Linked DNA regions of Homo sapiens: all the other regions are linked to region 1. A link is a loop called in an ENCODE intact Hi-C map of the cell type or tissue named here. Cell type or tissue: heart right ventricle. All regions are shown on one strand.

What was found. Peaks named below come from ENCODE experiments on the same cell type or tissue, not always from the same donor. Only the 100,000 strongest peaks of a DNase experiment are listed, where the experiment ranks them.
Region 2: it touches region 1 in a loop (19-fold over the local background); 65 of 110 quality-filtered maps call a loop at or near these places.
Region 3: it touches region 1 in a loop (11-fold over the local background); 75 of 110 quality-filtered maps call a loop at or near these places.
Region 4: it touches region 1 in a loop (2.4-fold over the local background); 27 of 110 quality-filtered maps call a loop at or near these places.
Region 5: a loop joins it to region 1, with 2.2 times the contacts of the local background. A loop is called at or near these places in 27 of 110 quality-filtered maps.
Region 6: it touches region 1 in a loop (2.4-fold over the local background); 21 of 110 quality-filtered maps call a loop at or near these places.
Region 7: a loop joins it to region 1, with 2.6 times the contacts of the local background. A loop is called at or near these places in 10 of 110 quality-filtered maps.

Annotation. Positions count from the first base shown.
Region 1 is chr9:108,564,222-108,568,221 of GRCh38, forward strand. No RefSeq gene overlaps it. Among named protein-coding and RNA genes, the nearest start is that of ACTL7B, 290 kb to the right of the region's middle. RefSeq lists an enhancer at 1,706-1,825. In heart right ventricle, a CTCF peak has its summit at 1,741 (motif pointing left); a DNase peak (open chromatin) is centred at 1,750.
Region 2 is chr9:107,481,973-107,485,972 of GRCh38, forward strand. KLF4 (KLF transcription factor 4) reads right to left here. Exons shown (of 5, transcript NM_004235.6): 5 at 2,880-3,954. The coding sequence ends at 3,779. Among named protein-coding and RNA genes, the nearest start is that of KLF4, 5.8 kb to the right of the region's middle. In heart right ventricle, a CTCF peak has its summit at 2,344; no DNase peak of the experiment used is centred here; H3K4me3 peaks cover 1,957 bases; H3K27ac peaks cover 2,353 bases.
Region 3 is chr9:107,463,733-107,467,732 of GRCh38, forward strand. LINC01509 (long intergenic non-protein coding RNA 1509) reads right to left here and starts at 2,853. Exons shown (of 8, transcript NR_121581.1): 1 at 2,736-2,853. RefSeq lists a silencer at 1,940-2,119 and an enhancer at 2,622-3,121. In heart right ventricle, CTCF peaks have their summits at 2,014 (motif pointing right) and 2,224; DNase peaks (open chromatin) are centred at 2,019 and 2,469; H3K4me3 peaks cover 1,344 bases; H3K27ac peaks cover 485 bases.
Region 4 is chr9:108,283,444-108,287,443 of GRCh38, forward strand. All of the region lies in intron 4 of LOC105376214 (a long non-coding RNA gene), which reads right to left. Among named protein-coding and RNA genes, the nearest start is that of ACTL7B, 570 kb to the right of the region's middle. RefSeq lists an enhancer at 1-332. In heart right ventricle, no CTCF peak of the experiment used is centred here; no DNase peak of the experiment used is centred here.
Region 5 is chr9:108,270,274-108,274,273 of GRCh38, forward strand. All of the region lies in intron 4 of LOC105376214 (a long non-coding RNA gene), which reads right to left. It overlaps LOC105376212 (a long non-coding RNA gene), which reads right to left. Exons shown (of 3, transcript XR_930235.3): 1 at 1,091-4,000. Among named protein-coding and RNA genes, the nearest start is that of ACTL7B, 580 kb to the right of the region's middle. In heart right ventricle, CTCF peaks have their summits at 2,446 (motif pointing left) and 2,649; a DNase peak (open chromatin) is centred at 2,458; H3K27ac peaks cover 629 bases.
Region 6 is chr9:107,423,780-107,427,779 of GRCh38, forward strand. LINC01509 (long intergenic non-protein coding RNA 1509) reads right to left here. Exons shown (of 8, transcript NR_121581.1): 7 at 3,502-3,556. Among named protein-coding and RNA genes, the nearest start is that of LINC01509, 41 kb to the right of the region's middle. In heart right ventricle, CTCF peaks have their summits at 1,644 and 1,850; a DNase peak (open chromatin) is centred at 1,522; H3K4me3 peaks cover 844 bases; H3K27ac peaks cover 1,112 bases.
Region 7 is chr9:108,294,794-108,298,793 of GRCh38, forward strand. All of the region lies in intron 4 of LOC105376214 (a long non-coding RNA gene), which reads right to left. Among named protein-coding and RNA genes, the nearest start is that of ACTL7B, 560 kb to the right of the region's middle. In heart right ventricle, no CTCF peak of the experiment used is centred here; a DNase peak (open chromatin) is centred at 2,368.

The sequences.
Region 1 (4,000 bases):
TGGTTGATAGATTCAATCTTAAGATTCAGATAAAAATTTCATTCATTCATTTACTCAATAAATATATTGAACTCCTATTATGTATCAATAATTGTCCCAGACATTGTTTCAGATTTAATGAGTTTCCTCATTCTTTGCTCCAAAGAGAACTTGAGGCAGCTTGAAATAATAGTTCAGTACAATAAATACCAATTTTGAGAAAAATAAACTGAAATCAGGCATCATATAACCACATATGTGTAACATAAGGTCCTTCTTAGTTATTTGCTAGAGATAGGCCACTAGTTATTTGCTAGAGGAGACTAATTGTCTCTGAGCTTGCTAGCAGCCAATGCAAAGAGGGAGACACTATCTATTTCATAATTTTCTGGGTCTAAAAGATACAAATAACATCTAAGCTATTTCTGATACTGAGATCGAATATTTAATGTCAGTTTGTCATAAATACATCAAGCTACAGAAACCTTAATTCAGCAAACATTCACTCACATCTACTCTTGTGCCAGGTATTATAATGAGTGAGATGAGTAAAATCTAGTCTGTGCTCTTCAAGTTTTTCATGTTCAAAAACTGCAGATCAGGACTCGTAGACCGTCACTGTCAATTCCTCCCCATTCCTGAAGATGCCCCATCAACCCACCATGATGTTATGAGGCAACCTTCTAGAAATCTTCCTAGCTTAGGGAAAATTCCAGCAGTGTGTTGAAGCTGGGCATACAGAGATGGGGAGATGAGGGCAGGAATGGGGTGTTCTCTGTGGTTAGGAGACACAATGTCCCGTCTCCACCCATTGCAGCTCTAGAATGTGTATCTAGAACACAGCACATGGAATTTGCGGATGTTTTTTAAAGTCTTTATCATCAACAAAAAATCTGCTTTGCAATGCTTTAAAATGCCACCATTGGCAAATGAGAATCATCTGACCTGAAAGAAGCTGAAGGCCCCCTCTGTCCTGTCTAGAGGGCTGTGCTAATGCCAGGCCAAGGTAACCCATTTCTCCCCAGAACAGCCAGATTGCTCCTGGGTACACAGAAGTTGACTAAGAAAATATACTGCCCTTCAAAGGATCTGCTCTACAGATCTTTGAAGGCACCAATTTTATTGTCCTCATTGTCCCAAGAAAGCATCCCATCAAAACCCATTAAACAAAAGTGAGTCATGAAGCAGACGAGTGACTTACTCAAGGCCATACAAGGCAGAGTAGGAACTCGACTGCAGAAACACTCCACAACATGCCTAGACCCTATTTGGGATTTTAAATCTCAGCTCTGTTGGGACTGTGGCTTCCTGAGTATAGAGACCATGTCTTCATGTCTCGTTCATTTCTGCAGCCTCAGTGGCCTATCCTATGCCTGGAACAACATTAGGAGGTCACACTGTGCTGTTTGCATTCGGTTCTTACAACCCAGGGGTGGATGGACTCTATCTAGCACAGACTATCAATGCTGGAAGCACACTGGAGCACCTGGGAAATGTTAACAAAACATGGATATGTGGGCCCCACCCTGAACCAAGTGAATCAGAACTGCTGATCTAGCTCTTAAAGTACCAAAGCATGGCCATCTTGCCTCGGGCTGAAGCCCAAAGTCACAACAGATCTCCAAATGCATTGTTCTTTGAAGGTTAATTCCATTGGGATGTCCTTGCCAAGGCTTTCCCCATGGTAATCCCAGAATATTCTTCAAAAACCAAGGGCAGGAACCTATTCCCTGTTACTGTTCATACACTGCCATCTAGTGGTTGCTGTGGCTCTTCCGGGGGAGTGTCATAAAGACATAGTTGTGCCCAGCTGTAGCTGAGAGATTTCCTTGTGTGCCAGAACCCCAAGCCATTTTATTATTTGGATGTTCTTTCCTTGCAGAATGTCCCATGATTTCATCTCTTAGGGTATCTACAAGTCTTTGATTTTATTTGGATAGACAGTCCAGGGTGGAAGTGGAACCAGGCCCAAACTGAGAATCAGCAACCTGTATGTGGGCCCTGTGTGTGAGCTCAGCAATGTGCCAGTCATCAGACCCTGGACATGTCATTTAATTTCCTGTGCTTCAGTTTACTCATTTGAAAGATGAGGAGAATAACCCAGCCCTCTACATTACCAGAAAGTTTTTATATCAATGAGATCACTAATGTGTGAATTAGCACATTTGTCACAAACATCCACGATCATGAAAATAAACAAACACACACACACATATTCCTTGTTATGCGGGTCATGACACACGTGGTACATGGACAATGAAAAATAATTCACTGATTAAATACATGGAAGCTAATTTTGTGATTTTGAGTCCTATGATCATGAAGATGACAAAACTACCTTTCAAATGTGTGGCTTCGACTTTCTAACGGAATGGATAGAATTCACATCCCACTGAAAAGAGTTCTAGGTCCACTGGATTAACTGAAAGGTCACTAAAGCAGAGAATTCCTGAGATGGGTCATTAGTGTCTCCCTAACCCAGTCATCATTTTGTGTTTTTTTTTTTTTTAGACAGAGTCTCGCTCTGTCACCCAGGCTGGAGTGTAGTGGCGCGATCTCTGCTCACTGCAACCTCCACCTCCCGGGTTCAAGCGATTCTTCTGCCTCAGCCTCCCGAGTAGCTAGGACTATAGGCGCACATCGCCAGGCCAGGCTAATTTTTGTATTTTTAGTACAGATGGGGTTTTACTATATTGGCCAGACTGGTCTTGAACTCCTGAACTTGTGATCCACCTGCCTCGGCCACCCAAAGTGCTGGGATTACAGGCGTGAGCCACCATGCCCAATCCTCAATTTAAAGAGGCTGTTAGGAGAAGAAGACCTGTTGGTGGATTCTAACTCCTTGTGGAGATTCCAACCAGGAAACCTCCTGGTGCAGTCTCCATCCCGGGAAGACCAGGGGAGGTGGCGGGAAGCAAGTCAGGAAGTTGCAAAGAGAGAAGCCTCCTAGGAGCTTTCTACCTGGGGAAGTGCTGTATGCAGGTTCTACCTGGGGAGAGGGTGTCTTAATAAGGGGCATCTCAGAAGAGTCTTGCAATTTGAAGCCCACACAGACTCAAATCTATTCATTGGTGGGGGGTGTAATTTTCCATCTTTTGCCAATTGCACTTTTTAAAGAGCTAAGGGTCAGCTTACAGAAACTAAAAGATAGGACTTTAAAATTTATTTTAATGCTTTAGTCAGAACAGCAGCAAGTCTCCTACTCTGGTATGTGTAAGAATCACCTGGGAAGCTACTTTCAAATGGGCCCCAAGCAAAGATCCTGACTGCAGTGCTTTGGATGGAGCCCAGGATTTTTAATTTTTAATAGACACTTCCAGGTGATTTCATTCCAGGTGCTCCACAGATGGCACATTAAGAATCCTTGTTAAGAAATCTGATTTCTCCTAGGCTTTAGATGCTATAAAGCCACCAATTTTTATCCAGTGGAGTGGGACAAGATGTCTACTGAGATAGGTTAAAGCTCAGAATGGGGAGCAAATTCCCCTAAACACATGGTCTGGGAGGAAATCCAGTTCAGCAAAGCAGAGAAGCCAACAGTCTTGGCATCAGACAGTAGGTGGAGGTCAGGATCAAAAGACATAACGCAGCAGGTCAGAGGGCATGGCCAAGGTAGGCATGACAAGCATGGGGTGTTAGATGTCACAATTTCTCTGATTCTCACTGCAGGAAGGGAGGTTTCTATTGTCTCTATTTTATCACTAGGGCAGAGGAAGTCTATTGTTTACCCCTCACTGTATCTATCATACCATCACCTAAAGAATGCTGTGGTAGTTTCCAGGGCCCCCTCAGCAGGACATCGGGGCCTTTACACATGCTCTTTCCTTAACTATGCCCTCTCTAGTCTCTTCCCCCATCTTTCTCCCCTGTCTGGGGGACTCATGGCTAAAGACTGAACTCAAACATCTCTTTTCTTGCAAGACCCAAAATCAGAACAAATTATTATTGAGATTTTGAAGCACTTATTTAACAATAACTCATCCCCAGACATGAGCTAGGCATGTTGCAAAGGTATCTCACG
Region 2 (4,000 bases), 1.1 Mb before region 1:
TACAAACTGAAACAGGATAGCAAGAGTCAAATACGTTTTCAGGCAGAAAGAATTTTATCAGAAGAGACATTTTGCTGGAAAATAGGTGGACTGAAAGTCTGTTGATGTGTGTAGGAAACATCATTGTTAATCCTTTGTGTGTGTAGGCACACAAGTTAAAATAAGAAACAGTAAAATTAAGTGTCATAAGGAAAATATAATAAGCAGGCATCACAATTATTAGGTACTCTTTATTGTATAGTGTATAAACGGCTCTGTAACACCATAATGACAGCACACCTAGGAGCCCACAGCTGATAGGTCCCAGAGTAAATAATTTAGCTATTGGCGTATGTCGAATAGTATTTTGTTTGGTCACAGTTTTGGGAAATCTTCCTCATTCATTTTAGATATTGAAGCTTTCTTTTTCAGGCTAGAAAAAGTTAATGTAGGCTGGGTGCTATGGCTCATGCCTGTAATCCCAGCACTTTGGGAGGCCGAGGCAGGAGGATTGCTTGAGCTCAGGAGTTCGAGACCAAACCTGGGCGACATAGTGAGACCCTGCCTCTATAAAATTTTTTAAAATTAAATTAAAAATTAAAAAAATAGGGGTTGGGGAGAGGGAGCATCAGTTAGAATAGCTAATGGATGCTGGGTTTAATATCTAGGTGCAACAAACCACCATGGCACATGTTTGCCTATGTAACAAACCTTCACATCCTGCACATGTACCCTGAACTTAAAAGCTGAAGAAAAAGAATTAAATAAAAATTAAGAATAAAGAAAAAGTTAACGTAGAGGAATGTTAATCTATGACATCAGAAAATTTTAAATAAATTTAAAATTCTTGATAGTTTATGCATGTTTCTTCTATTCGAGATAATATGCACTTAGCAAATATAAAGATGGCATTTTTCAGTCATTTTCATACACCGTGTGCCAAAAGATTCTGTATAACAGAGGTGGATTACAAAAGCAACCAACCACAATTTAACAGAAATTTAAGAAATTTAAACTTAAAGAAATCTAAACATAATTTACAGAATAATGTGTTCTAATGAGGGCTTTTTGTTTAAATAATTTTAATTGTTCTTTATATCTTCATTCTTATGAAAAAGTTTTTCAAACTTACTATAGCTGTTTTAGAATATTTGAAAACTTCAAAAAAGAAAATTTAGGCTGGGCACGGTGGCTTATGCCTGTAATCCCAGCACTTTGGGAGGCCTAGGTGGACGGATCACTTGAGGTCAGCAGTTCGAAACCAGCCTGGCCAACATGGTGAGACCCTGTCTCTACTGAATATACAAAAATTCGTCGGGTGTGGTGGTGGGCGCCTGTAATCCCAGCTACTCAGGAGGCTGAGGCAGGAGAATCGTTTGAACCTGTGAAGTGGAGATTGCAGTGAGCCGAGATCACACCACTGCACTCCAGCCTTGGTGACAAGCAAGAATCCATCTCAAAAAAAAAGAAAAGAAAATTAAAACTGAGAAAACCAGTATGAATATTTTGGCAGTTCCTTCTAGGGTTTTCTCTTAATTTCCTTTTGTTTCTCTCTCTCTCCTTCAAAGCACACATACACTTAAATGTACACAGTTGAATTGGTACTGTTGATAGTCTTATATCCTGCTTTTTCCACTTAACATTACTATGAGCATTTTTCCATGTCATTAAATATGCTTTGAATATGTTCTTGGCCACATAAAATTCCATCCTATTGATGCACCTGTTTTCTTTTAAGCAGAGACACATGCTATGCTTTCCAGTCATGGTGGACTCTCAAAAGCCAAAGAAAATACCTTGTGCTGATCTACCATAAGCCTCTTATAAACATCCATTTTTTATTTCATTTATTACATGTACCCATGGTACAAACGCACCTCTGGACACTAGATACAATCAATAGTTAATAAGCACTCTAAAAAAAATGCCAGTGAGCAGTGAGCTCTGTCCCCTTGATGATGTTTAGTCACCCACATCACTATTACAAGTATATAAGGTGTCAACAAGTGTCACAAATGCTTTTTCCATTTTGCGATAGCCCCAAATGAATTTCAATCTTTCAGGCACCCATCTCAAGAACTTCAGATTCTAACAGGGCAGTTTTGAGTTTTAATATTAAAACTTCTAATATAAACGCTACAAACTTACCATAACACCATCTTACTTTACACTTAGTTTTATGAATTTGAATAATTTTTAAATTATTTTATTTCAGTTTGTTTTCCCACCTTCAGTCAGGGGAACTGATTTAGCTTTAAAACAATCTGCCAGAAACTTTGGTTCTGACCTCTTTAAGGCTGTAACTAGTAGAAGTGATGTATCTTTAACACACACCAAGCATAAATGAACCCTTTAATCCTCAGGAGGGCACTGTGGAACTACGTTCTTAGGGTTGTCTGCTGTAGGAAGGTTCTTTTGTTACTCAGATGTGAGGGGTGCTGGGACAGGCCTCCACAGAAAACTTTTTTATTTTTATTTACTTTAAAAGACAAACCATAAAGATTTTTTTCAAATATGAAACTGAAATGTATATATTTCATAAATATTTTCATACTAAACTGAGCAAATTTAAGGATGATTAAGCTGTTTCTACTGGGAAAATCATAGGTAAGGAAACTGCTTTCACGTAGCTTTACGTACATTTGGAAAGAGCAAACCTGAACTGGGTTTTTAATCTTGTAATTTTTAAACGTACAATAATCAAGAGTTCTCAGCCCTATATTGATAGTATTTATGGTAAAACTAAATAGTTTTTTTTTAATAAAAAAAGGTATTTTAATTTGTTGACATAAAGTTGGCTTTTTTGTGCGTGCTTCTTACATGCCTTATTAACCCGGTGTGTTTAAACCAAACACTGTTCATATTTTTCCAGGAGGAAAACAAAACAATAAAAAACATTATTCAGATAAAATATTATAGGTTTATTTAAAACTTAATTCTCACCTTGAGTATGCAAAATACAAACTCCACAAAATGTTCATTTTACTTTGTAGTTTACAAATATACAAAATAGACGTTTGCTTAAATTTATATTACATATTTATTAAGGCAAGGAACTATATAGAAAAACACATTTGTTCTGCTTAAGGCATACTTGGGAATAAACCATTGTACAAATTATTGCACATCTGAAACCACAGTGCATAACAGACTGTCTGCATAAAAATGCTAAAGAAGTAAACCAGGTATATTACCTGACTTAGGTCATAAATGTTGATCGGAAGACAAATATAGATTTTCCTTGTCAAAGTATGCAGCAGTTTGAAAACTTTGGCTTCCTTGTTTGGTACCTTTAGAACCAAGACTCACCAAGCACCATCATTTAGGCTATTTAAACATGTTTTCTGTACCTGAATTTCTTCCTCTTCTTCTAACATCATAATAATGGCTTTTAGAAGGTAAAGAGAATACAAGGTGATCTTTTATGCTTATATTGCATCAATACACAATTCAAGGGAATTCTGGTCTTCCCTCCCCCAACTCACGGATATAATTTATACCCTGATATCCACAACTTCCAGTCACCCCCTTGGCATTTTGTAAGTCCAGGAATATTCAAGTCGGATTTAGAATTGGAATGATAGAAGATCCAGTCACAGACCCCATCTGTTCTTTGATTTTTGTCTTTTGGATTCCTCATTTTTCCTGATTATCCACTCACAAGATGACTCAGTTGGGAACTTGACCATGATTGTAGTGCTTTCTGGCTGGGCTCCTTCCCTCATCGGGAAGACAGTGTGAAAAGTAAAAAATACTGAATTCTCTTCTGGCAGTGTGGGTCATATCCACTGTCTGGGATTTAAAAATGCCTCTTCATGTGTAAGGCGAGGTGGTCCGACCTGGAAAATGCTCGGTCGCATTTTTGGCACTGGAACGGGCGGTGCCCCGTGTGTTTACGGTAGTGCCTGGTCAGTTCATCTGAGCGGGCGAATTTCCATCCACAGCCGTCCCAGTCACAGTGGTAAGGTTTCTCACCTGTAAAGGTAAAAGAAAAAAAAAATTGACGCTATTGCTATATCAA
Region 3 (4,000 bases), 1.1 Mb before region 1:
ATGGATATAATGTACACAGAAGTGCACTGTGACTGGTGAGGCCATGTAAATATTGAACACTGGTTTTCTGTATTTTTTTTTTCTCACTTAAAGTTCATCATATTAGAGATCTTGAGAAGTTACCAGTATGGGACCTCAAAGTTGCTGGTGCCTTATCACACAGTCCCAAAATTTGGATTGCTGGCATAAAATATTGTATTACGGCCGGGAGCAGTGGCTCACGCCTGTAATCCCAGCACTTTGGGGAGGCCAAGGCAGGCGGATCACCTGAGGTCAGGAGTTCAAGACCAGCCTGGCCAACATGGTGAAACCCCGTCTCTACCAGAAATTCAAAAACATTAGCTGAGCATAGTGGTGGGCGCCTGTAATCCTAGGTACTCAGGAGGCTGAGGCACAAGAGTCGCTTGAACCCGGGAGTGGGAGGTTGCAGTGAGCCAAGATCACACCACTGCACTCCAGCCTGAGCGACAGAGTGAGACTCTGTCTCCAAAAAAAAAAAAAAAAAAAGAAAAGAAAAAGAAAGATAAGTTTACTGGGCTGGGCGCAGTGGCTCACGCCTGTAATCCCAGCACTTTGGCAGGCTGAAGCAGGCGGATCACCTGAGGTCAGGAGTTTGAGACCAGCCTGGCCAACACGGCGAAACCTCGTCTCAACTAAAAATACAAAAATTAGCCAGGCATGGTGGTGGGTGCCTGTAGTCCCAGCTATCAGAAGGCTGAGGCAGGAGAGTCACTTGAACCTAGGAGGCGGAGGTTGCAGTGAGCCAGGATCATGCCACTGCCCTCCAGCCTGGGTGACAGAGTGAGACTCTGTATCAAAAAAAAAAAAAAAAAAAAAAAGAAAAGAAAGAAAAGAAAAGAAAGAAAGATAAGGTTACTGGAGTTCAGAGAGGTTGCAGGAGAAAGATAGCCAGGAACTAACTAGCAGGGCTGCCCTTGACAGTCAGGTCCTCTGACTGTGCATTCCATTGCACTATGTCTCAGGACTGTGTGTTATTATTTCTAACATCACCAATTTCCAGAAAGGATCCCAGGCATTTGTGGAAGGGGTGTCAAGGGGAGAGAAGGAAGAAGAATCCCAACAGTTAAAACCTCCCACAGCCCAGGCTTCCTGGTCACAGACAGGGCTGCAAAAGGCACCCTAGATGGGCTAGCTGCTGTGGGTGGGTGAGACTTGCATTGAGTACCTACTATGTGTTTCAGGAAAAAGGACCCTGAGCGTCGTGGCTCACTCCTGTAATTCTAGCACTTTCAGAAACTGAAGTGGGAGGCTTGGTTGAGGCCAGGAATTTGAGACCAACCTGGGCAATAAAGGGAGACCCTCTCTCTACAAAAATAAATTAAAAAGAAAAGAGCGCCGCCTGTGAGTAGGGTCAAATGTTATGCACTGCACCTGCTACGTGCTACAGATACAGGTGGTCTGGGACCCGCCAGCTGACAGTGGGAGTGAGTTTGCCCCGAATAAGGAGTCCTTCATTTCTCATCTTGTAGCAACTCTGTGGGTGGAGTATGATTACTCCCATTTTGCAATGAGAATATTTAGGTTCAAAAAGGAGACAGCTGAGGCCACAGCCATAGATGGAGTTAGTGGCACTGCAAGACTGGACCCCAGCTGGGTGCTCAGGTTCCTTTTCTACCTCAAAGGAAAGGTAGAAACCATCCCTATCTGCCACAGAGGAGCAGACTCCAGAGAAGCCAAAGCCTAGCCAGCGAGTAATCATAACGATGTCCGTCTTTTAGCGAGTATTTGTCATGTAGCAGACACGTTATTGCACATTCCCACTTAATGGTTACATGACCTTGTCCCGTCTATTTTCACGTTAGCCAAAGGGAAGCCTAGAAGTCCACAGTCCCCGGGAGCTGGAAGCCAGGCAGTGACAGCGCCAGCGTATTCTCCTTGACTTGATTGTAAATTTCACAACTTTGGTAGCTTCAACAGGGAGGAAGAGGAGGGGCGCCGGCTCCCTCCAGCAAAGGCGGCGCGGAGCGGGTAGCCAGGTCCGGAGCCGTCCTGTGCCGGGCCGTCCGGTGGGGGGCACTGCAGACCGCGCGGGCGCTGCGCCCGCCTCTAGCTCCGGGCGCAGAGGGGTGGCCACGCTCTCCTGAGTCCCTCGCGCCCCTAGCCGCGCCTGGGAGAGCGGACTGGCCTCCCAGAGAGGATGCGGGGGAAGCCGCACAGGGGCCCACTGGGACTGGGTAAGGGCGCGGGATGGGATCGGCTCTGGATATGGGTGCCCCCCGAGCCGCGCCCCACCCCGCGAGCGCTCCCATTTGCACCTCCACTTGAGCACGGAGCTTCAAGAACGAGCTATTCTGGGGTGCGGGTTCCGACACTAGGCCCCACACGGATCTGGGGACTGGTTTGGCTACGACCTGGCGGAAGGGGGGAAACCTGGCCTGAGAACGGAAACTGCGGGACGATCCGGCGGCGCACTTAAATCTGGCTCCGCTGCTTCCTCGCCCCGCCCCCGCTGTCACCTTCCTCTGCTTCTGCGCAGCGATTCCACACCCCACTCCACCCCATCCCACCCAGACCGCTCACCCGATTCTGACTTTGAACCCAAAAGCGATCAGGCGTGTTCTGGGCCCGGCCACAGCCAGCGGGCGCTCTGGCCCTCGCAGAAGCCGCCGCAAGCGGGCATCGCTGTCCCCAGGGAGGGGACCCCAGCTAGCACCAGTAGAGGTGCAGTCACCCTTTTTAAGGTTACTCGGAGGGTAGATGCGGCATCCACTGACCTTGATCTTTTCCCACAGTCACCTGGGACCCAGGCATATAATGTGGGCAGTTTAATGAGGTGTAAACGAAGTGCAAATGGCCTAGAAGCCCCTTGAATGTGAAGCAGGATGGAGGCTTTCTTTAGAAGGGGGGTTTTACTCACTCTGGGAATTCTGGTAACAGCAATAGTCTCTGATTGTTAATTGGTCATAATTACTTTGTTAGAAGTCTGTACACCATTCCAAGTTCTAAGGCGACGAGAAAGAATATTTCTGACATTTACAACGGGAGGGAAACAGCATATTACTTTCTCCATTAGGATATACATTAGCATATTGTTGAATTGAATTTTCCGCCTTCACTTTTTAATATATTTCCAATTTCCAACTACTCCCTGGAAAATTTTAAAAAGGGGCAGCAGAAGGATTGGTGATGTGCATGCCACAGATGGAGATGGAAAAACTGCCCAGAACATGTTGACATTTGTAAAAAAGTTAACATCCCCCCACACTTTAAAACTATGATATTAGGAATAGCATAATGGCAAAAGTTACTCGTACAACATCTGTTCCTTCCAATGGGAGGATTTCTTTCCTGCCAAGAATTTATGAATTTTCTATAGGAGCTTGGTTCTGTTCGGGGAAGAGGGAAGGAAGCCAGCCAGAGCAGCCCCTTGGCTTCAGGGAATGCAGGGATGCATTGCTCCTGGCTTTTAGATGGCTCCTGAAGCTGCTGATGGGGCCAAAGTCACCCTTCAGAAGGACTTGGCTGCAAACAAGAAAAATCTCCAACAGCCACCCATGGTTTAAAGTGACTAGGCCGTCACTAAGAAAGGTCAAGGCCATATGGCTTGAGGACAGAGATGAGTTGGTTATAACTCTCATTCGCAGAAGACCTAATCCTTTTTGGAGGGCAAAGGAAAGAGTTTATTATAGGGATAAAACCCAACCAACTCATATCAGTTCATTTCAAATGTTTCATTCATTTTCACATTGACCAGATAAGTGTTTGTTCACTCATCTCAGAAACTTCAATCTCTTCATCTACCATCAATTGTCTTTTACCCTTGCTCAATTGAATCTCTGGTGACTGGAAACTTTTATCTTTCTAAAAAAGCATGATGTGAGTGCTCAAAACAGCCATCTGGGTGAATAGGACGCTAAGTGGATTAGCAGTTGAAACATTAATGATTCACTTTTGACTCAAAGCAAGTTTATCTAAGCAGATTTCCAATGGTCTTCTCTTTTGCAATCAAAAGAACTTTCTGCTCTAGAGAAGCCTCTGT
Region 4 (4,000 bases), 280 kb before region 1:
GTCTATTACGCCATGCTTGTTCCAAGGCTCCAGCATTCAAGTTCTATCTCTGGCTTTTCTGCCTGGGACAATAAGACCTTCCTGCTATTGACGATTCCTGGATGTCTAACCATTCCTTGTTGATTCTTTTAACATTGCTTATGTGTCTGTAGATCCTGTCTTTATGAAATTATATTCAGCTAACCCCTTTTGAGTGTACCATTTTGTTCCCTGTTAAGACTCTAATGATATAGTATTGAGCTAAAAACTAGTGTATATTTAATTCCACCATAGTTTAGAGACTTAAATTGGTCTTAAGATATCTAGTAAATAGCATCGTCTTGCATCTTATGGAAATGAATCAGCTGAAATTGCAGTGAACACATTTTGTTTGGAGCTGATCAGCTTGCTGGAGGGCCCATAAACTCCCCACATGTTATTGGCAACCACTACGGTGAATGAAATTTCCCAGTCGCACTTGGAATGTGATGTTTTTCCATAAGGCCGTGCTACGAAGATGAAATCCAAAGAATATGAAAACACGCTTTATGGACCCTGCCAAGAAGTCCTCTAGAATGTAGGCAAAATGGAGCTAAAAGCATTTGTAACTCTGTCATAGAAAGTGGGGCTTTGGTTGGGAGAAGTTTGACTGAAATCACTTGAGCCCTCCTGACGCTGGCTTTTGGGAATGAGTGAGTACTTTGTAAATGAACTGAGAAATGTCTCACCCTTAATTACCTTTTTGAAGCTTTCAGAGGGCTCCTACACAATAGCAGTTTGTCCATGAAACACATAAATCAAAGGGCCAACCATGAGGCCTGAAGTCATACCTCAGTAAATCTGTTAGGTGAAGGCCAAGACTCTGTTTACTAATGCAAAAACAAAGTTGAGATTTTAGCTTCTTATCCTAAAAAGTTTGTCTCCTCCACCCCCCAAAAAGTGCACCAAACAATTGCCAGCTACCTATCCTGATAAGTGTCTGTACAATAGTCTTATTATCTGCCTTAATCCACATACAAAGACCTACCTTATGTTATTTACAGGCACAACATGCAGGAGGTGCTTCTCTCTGGGAACATTTCAGGAGATGCCATTGTTGTTGAGGTTCTTTGGTCTTGTGGCTTTTGGCACTAAGGCAAACGTGGTAACTGCAATTTTCACACATTCGCCCCAGAAGAACATTTTATAAGAGAGTATGTTTGCTCTTCTAAAGCTATCTATGAATTATTCAGTATCTATCCTCTCACTCCCCCAACTCCATCCTAACAGTTTTCCTGCACAAACTTTTAGGGCTTTCCACTAACAGGAGAACACAGAGTAGGTGATCTGATTTTTGCATGAATAAATATAAGTGCTTCATGAATATATTTTTATTTCTAGTCTGTAAGAATTTTTGTGGGATGATAATTACATTTGTTTTAATTGCCCTGTTTGTTTAAAAACACTGGGGATGTTTTTCTTCATCCATCTTCCAGCTTATGTAGCTTCAGACAAGTGACACAGCATCTCTGGCTTTTCCCATCCATAGAACTGGGACACGAGCTTTTGCTTCATTGCACTGTTGTGCTGATTAAATATTATAATCTTTGTGAGCAGCCTAGCATCATGATGGGCATATTAAAGAGGTTCACCAGTATCCAGCCCATGCCATTCCTTCTGAACTGTCAGCATGAACGTATCATGTAAATGGATATAGAGAAGGATGGAAAGGGCCCAGGGAAGATTCCCTATTTGGAGGAAACATGGATTTAATGGTTTGGTGGACAATCTGGGTTCACCCTACCCAAATCTTTGCTGATGTTTTAGATCTTGTACTCAGGCCACCTTTTTCAGGCTTCCCTAGTGGTCAGGTGGTTTTTTACTAGAAATATTTCAGATGGTGAACTTTATATTTTATCCATTTTTTTCTGTTTCTAGATCCTCTCCTAGCTCTCCAGCAGATGCCATTTTGTCCGTGATAGTTTAATAAGTTTCTAATACCATGTGTTTCCAATACCATTTGACTTTTCCCATTATTCTTCTATTTTACCATCATTTATAAACACTTTCTGTGTGCCAGGCATAGTGCTAGGTACTAAGGTTGTAGGAATGAATAACCTGTGGTTCCTCAGCTACAAAAGTTTACATTTCCATAAGGGAGACAGATCAACGAATAAATTCTACAGTGTAATCACGATAGAGGGATATGAGATGTTGTTGAAACCAGTGCCAGGATAGGGTAAAGTAAGTTAGGTGACTAGGATGCAAAATTTAAGAAGACCTGTACTCTCAGTGTCATGGGACTTGCAGAGTTGGCACTTGTACCACCCTGAGAATGAGGGTTTCCTTAAATTTTGTGCCCAAGATGCCTCACTTACCTCACCTTTGTCCTGGCCCTGGTAGAAACATAACAGAGAAAGACCCAGCTCTCCTTTGTGGAATCCAAAAATTTTCCCGGAGCAGATGACCTGGAACCCAAGCCTTTGAGAAAGGGCAAGAGTTAGCCAGGCAAAGAAAGAAAGGTGGGAAAGGTAGAGGTGTCAGCAAATGTACAACCATAGAGGAGAGAGCAAGCATAGCACGCAGATGCACCTGCAAGTAGATTGATATGGCTGCATCAGTGCAAGGTGGCTTGGAGAAGTGGGCGGCAGGACAGGGATTGCCTAAGGATGAAAAAAAGGGCCAGTTCACAGAACCCAGGAGAGAAACATACTGTATATTTAGGAGGACCAAGTAGTTTATCATTGAACTTGGACACATTTGAGGGTGAAAGAAGGTATTACCCATAATTGCTAAGGCAGCAAGATCAAACAGGAATGTGTATGTATATAATACATCTGCAGTACACAGTAAGCTATTGTCTCCTGACATTGTCCTCAATGTAGCACTTCTTCCACTTTCCCTAGGAGTTGGAGGTATTTTACTTTTCTTTAGTATAAGGGGAAGACCTCAGGGAAACAAACAATGTCAGGAAAATAGCTTGTGATTAGGAACCCAGTAAGATCCCTTTATAAATGTGAGGCTTGAAACCATGTTTGGGCCAGTATCACTCCTTGTAAGGACCATGTGACCAACTCAGCAAAGATCTTTCTGCTTTTGAACACTTCTACGCTTCTGAACATGTGTATGAGTTTTGATTTATAAATGCTAAAAGGATTGCAGACTTTTTGTCCACAGTAGTGAATGAACCAGACACTTTAAACGTTTATTCCAGCAAGCATGATGCCGGTGTCAACTGAAGAATGACGTGGTTCATCAATTCATAAAGAAGAGTTTTATTTCTCATAAAGAGCAGCAGCCTGCAGGGTAGCCCTTCTGGTAGGCTGGGAAGCATAGCCTCTGATCAGAAGCCGAGAACAGATACTTGGAGATAAGGGCAAAGGGAACAGGAATTTATGCTGAGCAGAGTGGCTGAATATGCCTATTTAATAAACTATAAGAGGAGTCATGAATATTTATGAAAGGAGAAACACACGCATGTGCAATTGAGATTTATGCCCCATTCATAGGTCCCATGTATAAAATACAGCAGCATTAGCATTATTCGAGGGTGGAGTTTTCTGCCTTCCGATGTCAAAAGGTGAGGCAGAGGATATGAAAACCCTTACTGTGCATTATCTGTAGCACAACTCCATGGTCAGTGGTCTCTTATCAGGCCAAAAGGCAAGGCACTCTCAGATAGTTGGTTACTGACAGTGGTAAAATCTTCCCAGCACTTTGGGAGGCCGAGGTGTGCAGATCACAAGGTCAGGAGTTCCAGCCTGGCCAACATAGTGAAACCCCGTCTCCACTAAAAATACAAAATTTAGCCAGGCATGGTGGCATCCACCTGTAGTCCCAGCTACTCAGGAGGCTGAGGCAGGAGAATTGCTTGAACCCAGGGGGCGGAGGTTGCAGTGAGCAGAGATCATGCCACTGCACTGCACTCCAGAGAGACTCGTTCTTAAAAAAAAAAAAAAAAAAAAATCCTGGTTTCTGGTTTCTGTTTAGCCCTTAGAGAAGAAAGGCTAATGGTGACAGAAGGTCTAAGGAGGTGTTTCCG
Region 5 (4,000 bases), 290 kb before region 1:
AACTGAACTGAAACCATGCAGTCTTTCAAAGAGAAGGCCACCAGCCAGAGAGAATAGTGGAATTATCAGATGCCTGTGCTATTCCTTGCACAGAAAAATCAGGAAACTGGGTTTCTGTAGATTGTCTGAAGCCAGCTTCTCCCCTACCATCTGCCATGGCCTACCATCTCCTCCATTCTGGGTACCCAGAGAGTTGTGTCACATCCATTATCTCATTTAGTCTTCACAGTGATTCATTAACTTTCAGGGGGCACTTTTAAAGGTGTAGGCTTTTTGCAACCACCTGTCCAAAGGAAGTCACAAAGTCCTAGAGACGGCAGCCAATTGCAGTATTTTATTTTTCAGAGACAGACGCTAATTACTCTGTGAAATGACTGAATCAGCAAAGTACTATGATGTTGCATGACAACTGTGAAAGAAGCATATGATGTTGTGTAAATATTTCTTTCCTTCATCTAGGTCATTAGTTTTTAGTACCTCATCATTTTGCTGCCTTGCTTTCCACATTGATCCTGCCACTTCTGTGTCATGGGATTTAGAGGTTTCAAACCAAAATCACCCGAGCTGGCTCCAACACTCACCAGTTGGGTAATCTTGGACCCTGGCCTTCAAAATAGGAAAATTACCCACCAAGATGATTGTGAAAAACTAGGACAGTGAATGGCCCACTCAAAGAGATCAATAAATGTGGTGCTTTTCTCTTCTTCAAGGTTGTTGCCCAGATTACCTAAGATCATATACGTGAAAGGGACTTTGTGTCTTGTGAATGGCTTACACTGGTGTTGATTGTTATTATTCTTTTACTTTCCTTTCCTTCTAATTTTTACCTCCAAGCCTTTTTTTAAACCATAGTTTTGGTTTTTATAGGAATTATGCTTTAAAAAGACACCTACCAAGTATCACACACCCAGTGAGGTGTGCCCCATCCATTATCTCATTTAGTCTTCACAGTGATTCATTAATTCTCCCGTTTTTTACAGCGAAGCAAGTGCAACTCTTAAGAGTTGCCTGTGATTTGAAGACTTTGCTGTTAACTAGTGTCAGGACAAACTTTTGAGCCCAGCTTAGTCTGACACTCCACTTTGCCTACCTGGGAGAAGCCTCAGAGATCCCTGTAGCCCGCATATCCTGTCGTATCCACAAGGGACTTGTCCCAGGTCACAGAGAAAATCACAGGCAGCACTGGGGCTAGAACTCACATCTCCTGAAGCTCAAACCAGCACTTCAAGTTCTCTGCTGTTATGTGTTTCAGTCACTTTCCCGACCCAGGAGAGGCACGATCTAAATCATCCTTTCCCAAACCATCACCCAGAAATCTCTATTTGACAAACTTCCGAGACTGCTTTCTTTGTGATGCTTCTAATCCTCATGCGTGGTGAGGAAGATGGCAGGTAGGGGAAAAGCTTAGGAGCTTAGTTCCTGTTTATCCATGTGTCATTCTTTTAGTCCCTGAGGCTACAATATCCATTTAGAAAGATTAAATAAAATGGAGTTGGGGACAGAGAAAGGGGAGCTCAGGGGGAGGCCGAGCGAAAGAAGAAAGTGGAATTCTCTAAGCATTAGACTAAAGAGCCTAAGACATTACTCATTCTCAAATGGGTCTCACTTCTTAAAGACAAACTGGCTTCCTGGGAAATCGCAGGCAGGTGAAAGCAGCTTGGGTGATTCTTTTTTTGTCCGTGAACTTGGCTTTTCTTTTCAGCATTCTCAGGTGCACTCAGGGCCCTGGGAAGAGATTGGGCTTTTTCAAAAGACATTTCCACCTCCTAATCTCTGTGCCTACAAACCAAATATTGATCTATTTAGTAAACCAGCCCATGGGAGGAGAGATTATAAAGCCCTGTTTACTCAGCAGTTGGGCCCCCCTGACAGCTGTTCAATGAGGGATTATGATGTCACAGTGGTAATTACACTATAAACAGGGGATAGGAGGAGAATAAAGCATGAAAGGGAACGCTGGGCTTGTTACCAGGCAACACAAAATATGCAACCTGAAACCAGGCAAGCATGTAAATTTCCTTACAAGCCTCCCAGATGTCCTCACTTTATGGCCAATGCTCAGTTTCAGTTTCAATTTGTTTATTTGCCCTTCTTCAATCACAAATGTGGAGCTGAGAATGTTGGAAGAGAGAAGAGAAAGCAAGGAAAAATAAGACAAGGAGGGCCCCTGCTCTCTCCCCCGGGGGTGTAAGTGGGTCCTGAGAAAGAGAAGGGGCTGAGTCCGCTCTGTGCAGGAAGCTCTAGAGGTCAATGTCCCAGAAGGAAGATCAACCCAGTAAAGAGGCTAAAGGCAGCTAAGAAAAAGAGCCCAGGAAAGAGGAGAAAGAGAAAAGGGGAGTGGAAAGTGAGAAGATAAAACTGGCTACCTAGGAAAAGGAAGAAGAGTCCATTGCAGGATCAGACCCCAGGAACTAGAAGGGGCCCCTGGAGTCCCCACGGTCACAGCCCCACCTAGTGGGTGCCCTATGTTCTTTATGCTATTCTTTTAGTGATGGCATTCCTCATGGTGCCAGGCAGCTCTGCCTTTCTCTGGGTGGCTTTATCGGAAAAGTCCTAGGTTGAGCTGAAATCAGCATCCCGGTTCTAGACGCCTCCCCAACCCATTTGTTCAGATTCCACGCCTCAGGAAAAGTACCTTACAGCCCCACAGAGATTTGGAAACAATGGCCAGGATACCCTGTGTTTTTCTTCCCCTGGATTCTCATTCCAGCAATAGGTCTCCCGGTGGGCTTTTCAGACGAAATTGCTTCTTGCCCAAATCAAACAATTTTCAGTGTGCCTATGTTCCTCTTACAATGTAGGCTTTGAAACCAGACACACCCTCCCAGGTGTGGTTTGACCTCACAGAATTAAACAGAGCCAGCTACATCTCCCCTCTCTAGTCTCATCCATGAGGCCCTGCTGTTTAGAGAGCTACAGAGGTGGGCTGGAAATGGCTGCAGCAGGCGCATGAGAGTGGATTGTTAAATTTTCAGGAATTCTGTGAGCCGGTTGTGAATCCTTGGTAGCTTGAAAGCCACCATGGGGAAAGTATTTGCACCACAGATATCGGGCAAATGCAGGAAACCAAGGCTTTCCTTTACCATCCCCCAGAGAGCGGGTCTACCAGCACACCACTGTCCCCGACCAACCACTTTCCACTTCTTTTGGGATTCAGTGCCTCGCAGAAGATAGGCAGAAGCCTGAAGCCAGAGAGCCTCACAAATGACAGGCCTTCCTACAAAAAGCTTTGAAAGAGGGAACCAGTGCCTCTGTTAGATCTAAAGATCATGGGACAGGAGTTTAATTCCTTTTGACTCTTCCAACTAGCGTGACCACCTTTGCTGACTAAGAACCTTTCTCTTGGGAGTGGCTCACATTATGGCCACACAGTTTTCCACAGGGCCCTCCAAGAGGCAGATGTTGAATGGCCAGGTTGCCTAAATAAATAAATAAATAAAGTCACTAAACTGAATTGTAGAGGTGGCTGCAGTTGCTTGCATGGACACAAACACAGCAGCTCAATCAGTGGCTTTTCTGCAAACCTGGGAATTCTGTGAAATTTCTTCTTTTTTTTAACTCTAGGAATAACTGTCTAGAATGATGGTTTGGCCAGAGCTAAGTTTCCATCCTGGTTCAGCCCCTCCCTTGGTGTTTGATGGGATGTTCATTAGTTTCCCTTGCTGGGCCTCAGTTTCCATATCAGTCAGTGGTATGGGTTGAGTCTTAGGATGTCTAACTGCAGATGAGTTTTGCAACTGACTCCAACATGGGCTGTGGCATTCATATTCTGATGAGTGCAGTGAGCAGAGCTGAGTTGGTTGAGCAGTGTTTTTGTACAAGCTAATCTTACTGTGCAGACTTGCTCTCTGCCTTCACTCCTGTTGTCCTGGGTGATGGTTTGTTTGCTGTGACCAGCCTCTCCTCAGATGCACTGTCAATGCTGATGAAATTGTCCTCAGTATTGCAGCTCTGGGCCAGATTATCTCCCAGAGAGTCTCCTCCAATCCCAAGCTGATTT
Region 6 (4,000 bases), 1.1 Mb before region 1:
GGACGAAGAAAGTGGGGCTGGGTGGGGACGGGGAGAGACAAGAAATATAAAGAGACTGTTAAGTGCTATTAGGGCAATAAAACTGGATAATATGACAAAACAGGGATGGAGTGGGACTGTTTAGTTAGTAGCCAGGTATGAGAAATTTGAGTTGAGATCTGCATGATACGAAAGAAGGAAGCTGGTTGGGTGCAGTGGCTCATGCCTACAACCCTAACACTTTGGGAGAACGAAGCAGGTGGCTCACTTGAGCTCAAGAGTTTGAGACCAGCCTGGGCAACATGGCAATATCCTGTCCCTACAAAAAAATACAAAAAAATAGCTGGGCGTGGTGGCAGGTACCCATAGTCGCAGCTACTCAGGAGGCTGAGGTGGGAGGATCACCTGAGCATGGGGATTCGAGGCTGCAGTGAGCCATGATTGCACCACTGCACTTCCAGCTTGGGCAACAGAGTGAGACCATGTCTCACAAAAAAGGAAAGAAAGAAAAAAGAAAGTCATGCTGAAAGAAAAGCATTGCGCGCAGAGAGAAAAACAACTGCAAAGGCCCTGAGGCAGGAATGAAGCCTGGCCCATTGGAGAACGTCTGGAATAGCTCTGTCTAACAAATACAGTGTGAGTCATGGGCATCATTTTAAATTTTCTAGCAGCACATTTTAAAAACAAAAAGAAACTGGTAAAATTAATTTTAATATGTTTAATTTTTTATTTTATTATTATTATTATTATTATTATTATTTTTTGAGACGGAGTCTTGCTTTGTTGCCCAGGCTGGAGTACAGTGGCATGATCTGGGCTCACTGCAACCTCCGCCTCCCAGGTTCAAGTGATTCTCCTGCCTCAGCCTCCTGAGTAGCTGGGATTACAGGCGTGCGCCACCACGCCCAGCACATTTTTGCCTTTTTAATAGAGACGGGGTTTCACCATTTTGGCCAGACTGGTCTCGAACTCCTGACCTCAGGTGATCCACCCGCCTCAGCCTCCCAAAGTGCTGGGATTACAAGCGTGAGTAACCACACCCGGCCTGATTTTATTATGTTTTATTAAGCCAAGAGACAAAAAAAAAAATTAATGACATTTACCTTTTTTTGTTTCCTACTAAATCTTCAAAGTCTGGTGTGGGTAGGAGCACATTTCAAGCGCTCAGTGGCCACATGCAGGTACCTAGTGGCTAGCATTGGGCAGGCCAGTGTGGGTGGTCCTAGGAGCCTTGGGAGGGTTTTAAGTCAGGGGTCAGAACTAATGGATTCTAATGATTCAGAACATCCCAGCTAGTTCTTGGAATCTCAGAGGCGAAAGCTCTCCTTGTACTCTTTGGCGACGCTGCCTCCTGGCGCAGGTCGCTGCACACAGAAGGGAAAGCCCCCAGCTCTCCTTCCCGGCGGAGGCTTCTTCCCTCCCCCCAGAGTCTGGTTCAGAGGAAGCCAACGCCTGTGCACGTGGGAAAGCAGCGTGGCTGGCCCTGGGCCTGGAGCCACCTCCCGGGCCCACTCTGCCAGGCCCCATTCTAGATGCCAGCAGGCCGGCCCCGCCCCTTGGACACGGTTTTGGTTTTCGGGTGCAAACAGTCTACATTCCTCTGAAGAGGCCCGCTCCGGCCTCATCAGAGCTGGCGAAATCAACGAGAGAAACAGGGGACGTCGGCCCGCAGTTCCCGCGAGCGCCACGAGGGGCGCACGCAGATGAGGCTCGCAGCGTTGGCTGCCGCTGAAGCTCCTGGAAGTCCCCCTTGTCCTCTTCCCCGTGGAGACCCCAGGCGTACCACCACGATGTTCCTTCCACCAGCCTCACCCTGAACCCAGTAAACTCTCCCTCGAGCGATGACTTAGGTTCTCCAGGGTCCCAGGCCTTGTGGGAAAGTGCCCGCAGAGCAGGCCAGAGACAAAGGAAAGAGCGGGTAGCTGAGACTCGGGAAGCCCATCCGCTTGATATGGGGATAGGTGGAGACTACGGTGAATCCAAAGTCTGTGGGTTCCGAGACTGGAGCCAGGAACAAAAAAAGATTCCACTGTTCGGATGTTTTCATCCCTGAGGCTGAAATAACAGCTGAGGCCTGACTACTCACGTGGTGTCTGTGGCCAGAATAGGACCCACATAATAATGGCTTAGCTCAGGGAAGGGACTTTCTCATTCCATAGCGCAATACCGTCATAAAGGCAACAACAATGGACGCCTCGCCTCTGCCCTCTCCATATTTCTGTGCTTTCCAATGGCATCCCCAAAACAGTGTGACAACGCTTCACTACTGGAGGACCCTGGAGGGACCTAGAGTTGGCCGATTGCTAGAGGAGTAAGAGATTGGCCCAGATGGTTCCTCACCTGTTAGTTCACCCTCCCTCAGCCACTTGTTAGCAAGAGAAGGCTGTTTGGGGTGGGCTTTCTGGTAGGGAGGGGGTCATACTCATCTTTCTAGAAAAACTATCCCTGGAAGGGGGTCATACTCATCTTTCTAGGAAAACTATCCCTGGATTGTGTTTGACAACGCTTTTGCAAGAAAGCATCCAGCTTGAGGAGTAGCTTACCTCAAACAGCCCTAATGATATGGCACAGCCAGCTCACCAAGGAATGTACAAGCTGCATTTCCAAAGCTGCAAGACGAAACCAAATGACTACGTATGCCCTGGACAGAGTACGATTAGGAGGATATGAAGAAAGCAAGCCTTGGCCAGTCGCGGTTGCTCGTGCCTGTAATCTCAGCGCTTTGGGAGGCCGAGGCAGGGGGATCATTTGAGGTTAGGAGTTCGAGACCAGCCTGGTCAACACGGTGGAACCCCGTCTCTATTAAAAATACAAAAACTAGCCAGGCGAGATGGTGCACGCCCGTAATCCCAGCTGCTCCAGAGGCTGAAGCAAGAGAATAGCTTGAACTTGGGAGCCAAGATCGTGCCACTGCACTCCAGCCTGGGCGACAAAGTGAGACTCCATCTCAAAAGAAAAAACAAAGGAAAAAAGAAAGCAAGTCTTGGTTTGAGAAGAGCACGTTGACGAGGTGGGTCATAAACAGGAAAAGTCAAAGAAAAAGAAAACAGTCTGGGTGGGGCACAGTTGCTCATGCCTGTAATCCCAGCACTTTGGGAGGCCGAGGTGGGCAGATCACCTGAAGCCAGGAGTTTGAGACCAGTCTGCCCAGCGTGACAAAACTCCGTCTCTACTAAAAATACAAAAATTAGCTGGGTGTGGTGGTGCACACCTGAAGTCCCAGCTACTGGGGAGGCTGAGGTGGGAGGATCACCTGAGCCCAAGGAGGTCAAGGCTGCAGTGAGCCATGATCACGCCACTGCACTCCAGCCTGGGCAACAGAGTGACACGCTGTCTCAAAGAAAATAAATAAATAAAGAAGACAGTGTGGAAGGGGCCTGAGAAAAGTGTAGGATTTGGAAACGGAAGGAAGAAGAGAAGAGTGTGACCTCTTATTAAGTGCCTTCTGTACCTCCAATGGACCATAGCCTCTACTAAAAAGTACTTGCATGTACTTTGAATGTATTTAGTCCTCATAGTAACCTTCTGAGGGCAGGTCCAAATCCATAATGTCTGCAATTCCAAGTTTCTGAAAGCTCTGAAAAAGTGGAAACACTTTTGTAACTTATTTGGTGGTGAAACCTAATTTATAATAACATGAGTATCCCACTCAGTGTGAATAGTAATACTTTTGCTGTGAAAAACACTAATGTGTTTGATATTTGCGGGCTGCCCTAGACTCCAGTTGGGTGTTGTGTAATTTATATACATGTACTTGCTGCCTTTCTAAAATCCAAAACATTCTGAATTGAGACATATCTGGCCTGGAGAGGTTTTTTTGTTTGTTGGTTTGTTTTGTTTTGTTTTTTTGAGACGGAGTCTGGCTTTGTTGCCAGGCTGGAGTGCAGTGGCATGATCTCTGCTCACTGCAACCTCCGCCTCCTGGATTCAAGTGATTCTCCTGCTTCAGCCTCCTGAGTAGCTGGGACTATAGGCATGCGCCACCAGGCCCAGCTAATTTTTGTATTTTTAGTAGAGACGG
Region 7 (4,000 bases), 270 kb before region 1:
GCAAATCCAGATCTGCTAACGAATACAAATAATAGGGTCTGAGAAGTGATTGAATGTGTTGAGAAACAAAGAGAAGATAGAGGCTTTTTAGCTGACTGAGAGAACATTTCCATGAAAAGAAATAAGAAAATTAGGAGAAAATAATCTTTGGGACAGGAAAGATGGGTTCGGTTTGGAGAGTATCGTGCTCTGAATTCACTGAGCAACATGAAATTTCTCAGGGGGTTGATGTCTTGAAAGCGATCAGCCAAAATTATGTTTACTTAATAGATCAATCTGTCTTAGATACTGCAGAACTCTGACACACACCTTGGCAATGACTTTCTGCTTCTACTCAGAAAATATTCTGGGTCACCTTCCTGACAAGATAAGCAAAGAACTGGCAGTAAATTACTGTGACTGTACAGTGGGCAGGAATAAGCAAGATGTGGCCAATTCTCTGTAAAGGATATGAGTGTGGGAACCACAAAATACCGTAAACTGTGGGGAGGGGAACAAGTTGGGACGCCATCTTTAGAATTTGTTTTCATTGACCTTTGAATTTATGTATTTTTTATTTTTTTGAGACAGGGTCTTGCTCTGTTGCCTAGGCTGGAGTGCAGTGGCGTGATCTAGGCTCACCGCAGCCTTGACCTCCTGGGATCAAGCAATCCTCCCACCTTGGCCTCTGAGTATCTGGGAATACAGGTACATGCCACCATGCCTGGCTAATTTTTGTATTTTTGTAGAGACAGGGTTTCATCACGTTGCCCAGATTGGTCTCAGACTCCTGGGCTCAAGCCATCTGCCCGCTTCAGCCTCCCAAAGTGTAAATTTGTTTCTTTAGCAATCAATATCCAAAAACTGTGCTACACTTGGGGAATGCAAAGTCACAGTGCTGCCATTGGGAAGCTCATAACCCATCTCTGGGGTGCATAGGCTGAGACTCACGTTATAAAACAGGTCTGTACAATGTTTTGAAGGAAATTGCCAACAGAAGTAATGCAAGTGGGGGCTTGAAGAATGCATTAAAAAATTTCCAGGTAGAAAGGCGTAAGAAAGTGCAACCCATTCCTTTTTCATTTATTCAACAAATATTTATTTAGCCTCTTTAATGGGCCTGGTCCTCTTTTAAGTGAAGTGTCTCAAGGATATACAGCTCAAAGATTGAGCTCAAGATACGTGGCTCCTATTTCCACTATCCCGTGACTCCTCCAAAGGAGACCGTGACTTTCTGGAAAAGGGTAAGGACTACAAGTGAAAAATAGGGAGTGGGTCCAAAGATAAATTCCCCTCTATATTTCTCTGTGGCATACTTGCCTTAAGGGTTGAGTTAGACACACAGGCCAAGAATTTATGGAATGGGTACAAAAAACATGGATGCTTACCATTTGGTAAGCATACACCATAATCTCAGCACATTTTAAACTCATTCTAACTTTACTTCTGATGCCAAAACAGAAACTCAGAGAGGTTAAATATGCCCTCAAGGCCACAGAGCCAATAAGTAGGAGAGTCTAGCATGTTTCTGACTCATATCCTATGCTCCTACCACAGCACTGAAATTCCCCCAGAGCCTGTAACTAGAGTGTAACTATTTAGCCATGAAAATTTGAATCCTTCAGATCTCACATTCCACCGGTTGTTCTACTTTTATAATTATCATTACTCTTTCATACTAGTATACAAATTCATCAGTAGTGAGTAGGACTTTTGTGGCAACCATACTTCACAATTGGATGGGTTCTTTTGGGCTCTTGCAAATAGGGACGAGCTAGATGAAATTAATTATTGGATGAACTTTAAGATCTCTCCTTCACTTGAAATGCTGATTCCCTGAAAACTTCAGAATGAGGCTTCAAATCAATCTGTTGACTTTCACTGGTCACCAACACATTTGAAATTTCCCTTCCCACTCTCCCAGCTTTGTTTGTTTTTTGCTTTTGTTTGTTTGAGTGATTGTTTTACTGTGTATAATTCTCCCAAAATGCTAGTAGAGATTAGTAAAGTTATACAAGACCTCACATTATCAATCTAGGCTATTCAAAGCATATGCTAGCACTGACTGTTTTGTGGATATTATTCCTCTTGGTTCCAATTTATGTCAACCAAACAGAGCTTTTGCTACAAACAAAGTTGCAACTACAAAATAAAGTTTTGAAAAAGAGTGTCTGGGCAAGGCACAAGGAAAGACTGTATCTCTGAAATTGACTCTTGGTTTTTAGAAAAAGAAGTGGGGCAGGGGGAGGAGGAGAAGAGGGGATTGTGCCTCCTGAAATTCAGACAATCAATCCAGAGAGGCAGCTCAGCCTCACTTCTGTGGCTGAGAACTTTGACTCCAGCTTCCATCTGGTTTCCATAAGGCAAGAGAACTTGGCAAATGGCTGGCCACGTAACTTCAGCACGTGCACATCCTGACCACGAGCACCAGTAAAAGGAGCCAAAGGGAACAGACAAATTTCTCTCTGTTCCTCTGTATAGTATAGGGAAGAAAGAGTTGCTTTAAAGAGAAACGGAGTGCTCTGCAACCCTATTGGGCAATGTCTTGGTCCATTTTCTGTTGCTATAACAGAAAACCACAGACTGGGTAATTCAGAAAGAAAAGAAGTTTATTTAGCTCACTGTTCTGGAAGAAACTGGGAAGTCCAAGAGCATGGCTCTGGCATCTGATAATTGTCTTCTTGCTGTGTCATAACATGGCGGAGGGCATCATATGGCGAGAGGGCAAGAGTGTACCCACTCACGTCTCTCTTCTTCTTTTTATAAAGCCACCAGCCTCATCATGGAAGCTCCACCATAATGTTTTTATATAATCCTAGTTACTTACCAAAGGCTATACCTCCAAATACCATCAACATATGAATTTGGGGTTTAGGTTTTAAGCACATAAAATCTGAGAGACACATTCAAACCACAGTGGGCAGGTTCACAAAGAACTGCCCATTTAACTGCATCAAAAATGCCCACCTCCGATGGAGATGATATTACCAGTTATTCTAAAAATGTCTGGTAAATGTTCTAACTCCACTGCTGCCTTTAATTCTATATGGTGTGTGCACAGGCAGCAGGATCTAAGTGAAAGAACCTAAACTTGGATCTAGATGGATATGGCATAAGTCAACAGTTCTGTTACTTATAACTGTGAAGCCTTGAACACATTACTTAAACTGCTTGAATAACACAGAGTATTCTGTAATTTATGAGATCTTTGTGAGATGATATATATAAAACATCCTGTACACAGTGGGTGCTTCATAAATAGTATTTATCATTAAGTTTGAGGTGATGCTTTCCTCCAAGATTTTATTATTCAAACACGCTCACAGTGTGTCTGGCTCTAGGATACCGTACATACATCATCTCCATTAATGTTTTGAACATACCTTTGTTGTTTTTATATTATGCCACTTACAATGCTTCAGTTCAAATAATTATGGAATATCTGTTTAAAGGGAGTCTTCAGCTCCATGGCCTTACAGATGAGAATGCAGAAGCAGGAAAAAATGCCACAGCAAGTCAGTGGCAGATCCAGGCCTATCCCAGTATCCCGAATCTCAGTTTTCTGTCTACTATTTCACCTGCCCTCATAAATGTTTCTGAAGCTAAAACAATTACAGTCATCCTTCCAAAAACCTCATCATAAAATTGTAGAGCTGGGATAGAAAAGTTTCTTCCACTGCTGTCTGGCAGGCTGAATTATGGCTCTCAAAGATGCCTGAGTCTCAGAACTGGTGAACATTACTCTGTATGAGAAAGGGTCTTTGCACATATGATTAAGGATTTGGAGCAGGAGAGATTATTCTGGATTATTTGAGTGGGCATGATATAATCACAAGAGTCCTCACAAGAGGAAGCAGAAGAAACCAGAGTCAGAGAGAGGGCCATGTGAAAATGGAAGTGGTAACTGGATGATGGGCTTTGAAGACGGAGAAAGGAGCCACAAGCCAAGGAATGCAGGTCACTTGTAGAAGCTGGAAAAGGCAAGGAAACAAACTCCTCCAAAGCCTCCAGAGGGAACCAG